Regions from separate parts of the Homo sapiens genome. Here region 1 is linked to region 2. A link is a loop called in an ENCODE intact Hi-C map of the cell type or tissue named here. Cell type or tissue: sigmoid colon. All regions are shown on one strand.

Region 1 (2,500 bases), 240 kb after region 2:
CAGCAGGGTGTACCTACGGCAGGTGGGTGCCTGGCCTACCTCTCAGGCTATGATCCAGGAGTGCCAGGTGCCAGCACTCTCCCCTCCCCTCTATCCTTCTCTCCGTTTATTCAACAGATATTTGCAGACTGCCTGCTCTGTGCCAGGCCCTATGTTAGCCACAGAGAATAATAATAGCAAAGCAAAGACATTTATTGATCTCAACTCACACTGGGTCATGGCACACATTAGTTCACTGATCCTTAGATCTGGCGCCCCCTCAATTACATGGCACAAGATCCCAGTGGACTGGCATGGGAACCCTGCGGCTGCGGGCAGAATCACCTAGCTGGGCCTCCTGGATTTCTAGGGTGTGTGGGGCTTGGCTGGTTCCCCAGGACTTCAGCTCCCCCACTGAGCCACTGTACTCCTGGCCTCCCATCCTGGCCCCTCTTGGGGGAGATGGCTGCTGCTGAGGGAGGGGGAGGAGTACCTGCTCCTGCCTCAGTGTTCCATTCAGTCTACATTTTCTGTGCCCAATCTTCTTCCACTTGTTGAAAGCATCTCCAAACAGCCCTGGCCCAAGCCAAAAGTCCTTGGCCTCTCTCTCCATGCCAGGTTCCCGCGATTCTGCATCCTAAATGCTCCTCCAGCCCAGGCCCTCCGCGCCTGGTGGGCATCCTTGTGTTTGCCGGCTCCTCCCGACCTCTCTGCAGCTCGCCTTTTGTCGCACCAGGCACACAGTGGGGACCCCTGCTCCTCCCCGTTCCCTGACTCCCTCTCCTGCACCCGCGTCCAGGCCCTGTGCTGGGCGCCTGATGTCACAGGGTAGCCGGTCACCGTGGAGGCTGGGGCCGGGGACTGCGCCGAAGTGAGCCGCGCCACCTCTCCCGGTGCACCCCCCAGCTGGGCGCCAGCCGGCGAGGAGCGACGGGAGCCTGGGGTGGGTGGCGAGGCGCGGACAGCCCAAGCCCGGAGGCAGGAAACCTGCGCACGAATCCCCACCAGTGCAAGCCTCGCCGACGGATGCGGGCTAATCCTGCCCGAGCACCGCCCCCGCCTCAGTTTCCCTCTCTGTAAACTGGTAAAGAAGAGTTGGCCCAGAAGGTCTTCAGGCGCCTTGTAGCTCGACTACTCAAGAAGAGCTGCACCAAGCTCGCTTTTCCCTGCGCCGCTCTCCTAGCGACTCCCGGATTCCGTGAGCGGCAGTCCCCACGTCGCCCCTCAGGCCGTGGCGACAGCTCTGCAGAGATCTAAGAACGATTGCGAAAGGCCTCAGCCGCCGTCGCCCGTCTGCGCCTGCGCTGGCCGCGAAGCGTGCTGGGACTTGTAGTCCGATCGCCCCGCAGCTGGGGAGCCAGGCGGAGCGGTGGCGTCGAGGTGCCTACACTTCCCAGGGTGCTCCCGGGCGGCAGCGGGGGCGCGGGGCGGGGCCGCCAGGAGGGGCGTGAGAGTGGGCGTGGCACGGGCGTGGCCTGCGCGCCGTGGGGCTGCGGCGGCGCTGCCTGGCGTGTGCGCAAGGAGCGGGCGCGGAGCCGGCGGGCGGGCGGAGGATAGCGCGGGCGCGGCACCTGCGGGCCCGAGGGTCTGGCTGTCGCAGCGCCGGGCCGCCCCGACTCCGAGCGGCTGCTGAGATGAGTGCAGGTGGGTGCTGGGGACCGAGGGACCAACGGGTCCCCGCGCTGGCTCGCGGCGCCGCAAGGGCTGGGTGGCATTCGGAGGCTGCACCTGCAACGCCGGGGAAAATCACCCAGCGGCTCCACCCAACTTTTGCTCCAGGATTTTGCAGCCCCGAGGGGCCAGAGCGCAGCCCTCTGCCCTGCGCCCGGAGCGCGTAGCTCAGTGGCGCGGGCCGGGGATCCTTTCCCAGCGCGCCGGCCGGCGTGGCTGCGCCAGGATGTCTGGAAGGCGCCCCTTCTTTGCTTCTCACGGGGGTCCGGGTTGTTCCAGGCTGCAGAAAGCGGTCAGGGTCCGCGCGGGGGCCTGGGGTCCGGGCGAAGGGCCGGGGCCCCAGCAGACCTAGGCACGCAGAGGTGAGATGATAGGCGGGGCTTTGCAGCTGGGGGCGCCGCCCTTGCGCCGCTCTGGCAGCGCCTGGGTTGGGGGCGTCAGGCCGACCCTCGGCGCCCAGGACTCTCCGCAGCAGATCTGGGGACCCGGAGCCCGCATGTGTCAGACCCGGCCCCGACCCGATCTCTGCGCGTCTCCAGCCCCTCGCCCCTGCGCGTCGCACCCCTGCCTTTCCCGCCGCACCCACCCTCCGGGATCTGACAGCCTCTGTGCGGGGCTGGAAAAATCCCACAGCGCTGGAGCCCAGCCGCGCCTTGTGCTGTTGGGGAAACTGAGACCTAGAACTGGAGCCCTTGGCGGTGAGCCCTGGAGGCGGCCTGAGGATGCCCGGATCTGAGAGCCTCCTGGGGCCCGCACCGGGCTGAGGGCTTGTCGTTGCATTCCCGGCAGGGAAGGGCTGTCACCCCATTTTTCAGGGTGTGACCCGAGGCGCACCAGGCTTGAGTCACTT
Region 2 (2,500 bases):
TTCTTGTGATTTCAGGCAAAAAAAAAAAAAAAAAGCAAAACAAGACACATATGCACAGCCCTCCTAACTCCACCTGTCCTGCAGAGTTCTGGGTTCTCACTGGCTTATACTAAAATAATACAAGGAACCTGCTAGTTAATGTTGGAGCTGGCAGGGAGGAGAGCGCCACCCCGACCTGCGGCTGTCAGTTCTCTTGAATGACTACTTTCGCAGGGTGCCTGGGAGGCGCTTGGCATGGACGGTGCCCGTGTAGCAGGTATGGAGGGTCGCTGTTCAGGCCCTTCGCCCTCAGGGCAGCGGGAAGCCCCAGCCATCTGGAGGATGTAATGCGGCTTGGTCTGTTTGAGAAGGATGGCTCTGGCCTCAGGGTGAGAAGCTCTGAAGCGCTGTGCAGGAAATGGGGTGTAGGAAGCACTGTGTTGTTCTGGAGAATCTGCATCCTTTTATTAGACCCGGCTGATCCCTTTCAGGGCTCTGCAGCCACAGGCACTGTTACCCATCTACTGAAGTGTCCTATGTGTGCACGTAAGGCCCGACAGGCATCTCCACCCGGGCATATGGCGGTGGTGAATTGTCACATCCAGTGGGTGGCCTCGGGTGTGAGCAAGGCTCTTCTTCACTGCTCATTCAGTTTCATGAATGAGAGGCTTTGACATTATTTTGGGACATTGCAGAGAAACCCTGCACTTGGTTCCCCCCTAATAAACGTATTTCTAGAGATTGAATCCACACCTCTTACTGGGATAATATTCAAAGGAGCATTAGATCAAACCATTAATGATTAATACATCACACTGATATGGTAAAGCCTCTTGTAAGACTCAGAAATACGGTCTCCTATAGGATCGCCACTAACACAATAACGACCGCCCTTTGACGCTGGTTCAGAGCTGCTCCACCAAGCCAGGTCACTGAGCCCCCAGAGCCTTTCCACCGTGTCTCTCTGCAGGGTGACAGGGATGCAGTGGGATTCGTCCATCTTTGATCCCTGAGCCTTTGAAGGCCTAGGTTGGGCTGGGATGGGAGCCAGCCGGGGTGATGCAGGCGGCCTGCTCTCCGCCCCTTTCCAGAAATGCACATTTCCCATCCAGGGCTGGAGGGTCTGGGCAGGGCACCCAGCAGGGGGCGCAGTGATACCAGTGTTCCCTCCGGGTTTCCCAGCCAGTTTCTGCCTGGATGTCTGTCTTTTCCAAGATCAGCATTATAATTTAGTGATTTTTGTTACCAATGTTGAAATCATTTATCTTGAAAAAAGTGGTTACAATTTGTAGGTTAGATTTTGTCACTTTACAAGAACTCCTGAGTATGTGGGATGACTGCCTACAAATCCAAGGTAAACGTAAATTGTGTGGATTAATTTTAGCCAAATAGCTCTAAAAGCAAAATCATAAAGATCTTCTCAAGTGATAGTTTCAGCCAGACTCTTAAGGTGGGCTGCACCTTAAGGGTCTTTCTTCGTGCGTTTGCCCTGAGCTGAGGCGGTGGCTGGGAGGATGGCTGCCGAACTCAACGGCCTGCTCTGGCGGCTTGGCTGGGCTGGGCTTGGGGGGCCCTTCCAGGCCCCAAAGGAGGAAGGAAGCTGCTGCAATAAGAAGCAGGATGTCCAGGGCGCGGGGTGTGTGCTGAGGTCTGGGCGCTTCTGGGATTGGAGTGAGGGTTTCTGTGCCACACTCAGGCCTCCCGTGCCACGTGCATGTCCAGTGACACACACACACAACTCCTGTGCTGTGCACACACACACCTGTGACACACGCACACGTCTCCCGCTGGAGACACTGGATCTGGCTTGTATTTGAGTTGGCCACATGTGACCACCACTGTAATAGCTTTTGTGGAACAGAAGGGATCCCCTGAGAATTCGTGGAAGTTTGCTTTCCTTTGAAACTCACGGGAATGTTTTTGCAAGTATAAATATATTCTGTGTGGTGAGAATGGGGGAATAATTTCCACTCCTTAAAAAGGGCGCTGACTGTGACCGGATCATACTGGAAAAGGCATTCCTTGGCTTTCAAGTAACAGGCTGGAGCACGCTGGGGCCATTGGCACCGAGGCAAGGTTTTTCTCACGAGGTGGGGTGTTCTGAGTGTGCGGCTGTGGCATGGGGGAAGCTGCTACCAAACTGGGCAGCTGGGCCTAGGGCTTTGGAGGAGCTGGCCCCCCCGCTGCCCTTCACTTCCTGCAGGTGGGCAGGGGCCTGGCAAAGCAGCCGAGAGCTCTTCCCTCACCAGGTCACCCAGGTTTCCCTAAGGAGCTCCAGCCCCGTCCCCACCCGGCCCCAGGGCCTTGCTCCTCCTGGTAGTGTGGAAACTGTCGCTGTGTCTTTCCCTCAGGCTGTCCTGGGAGTCAGGATCATGGCCTGGCCCTTGTGCCTCAGAGGATGTCGTCTGCCCCACCTGACTTGTTCATACCATGCCACTTACGTGCCCGTCCCTTAAGTCTGGCAGGCCCCATGCACGGTGGCCCCCTCATGGAGGGGGGTGAGCCCCGGGAGACTGCTGAG

Evidence for each region. A loop is a pair of places that touch in the nucleus more often than their neighbours do. Peaks named below come from ENCODE experiments on the same cell type or tissue, not always from the same donor. Only the 100,000 strongest peaks of a DNase experiment are listed, where the experiment ranks them.
Region 1: it touches region 2 in a loop (2.7-fold over the local background); 6 of 110 quality-filtered maps call a loop at or near these places.

The regions. Positions count from the first base shown.
Region 1 is chr4:8,157,803-8,160,302 of GRCh38, reverse strand. It overlaps ABLIM2 (actin binding LIM protein family member 2), which reads left to right and starts at 1,490. Exons shown (of 21, transcript NM_001130083.2): 1 at 1,490-1,623. The coding sequence starts at 1,614. RefSeq lists silencers at 884-943, 1,284-1,773. In sigmoid colon, no CTCF peak of the experiment used is centred here; DNase peaks (open chromatin) are centred at 1,332 and 2,295; H3K4me3 peaks cover 2,273 bases; H3K27ac peaks cover 330 bases; H3K27me3 peaks cover 678 bases.
Region 2 is chr4:8,401,970-8,404,469 of GRCh38, reverse strand. The region is part of intron 7 of ACOX3 (acyl-CoA oxidase 3, pristanoyl); the gene reads left to right. Among named protein-coding and RNA genes, the nearest start is that of ACOX3, 38 kb to the left of the region's middle. RefSeq lists a silencer at 849-1,046. In sigmoid colon, CTCF peaks have their summits at 923 and 1,123 (motif pointing right); DNase peaks (open chromatin) are centred at 1,109, 1,613 and 2,089.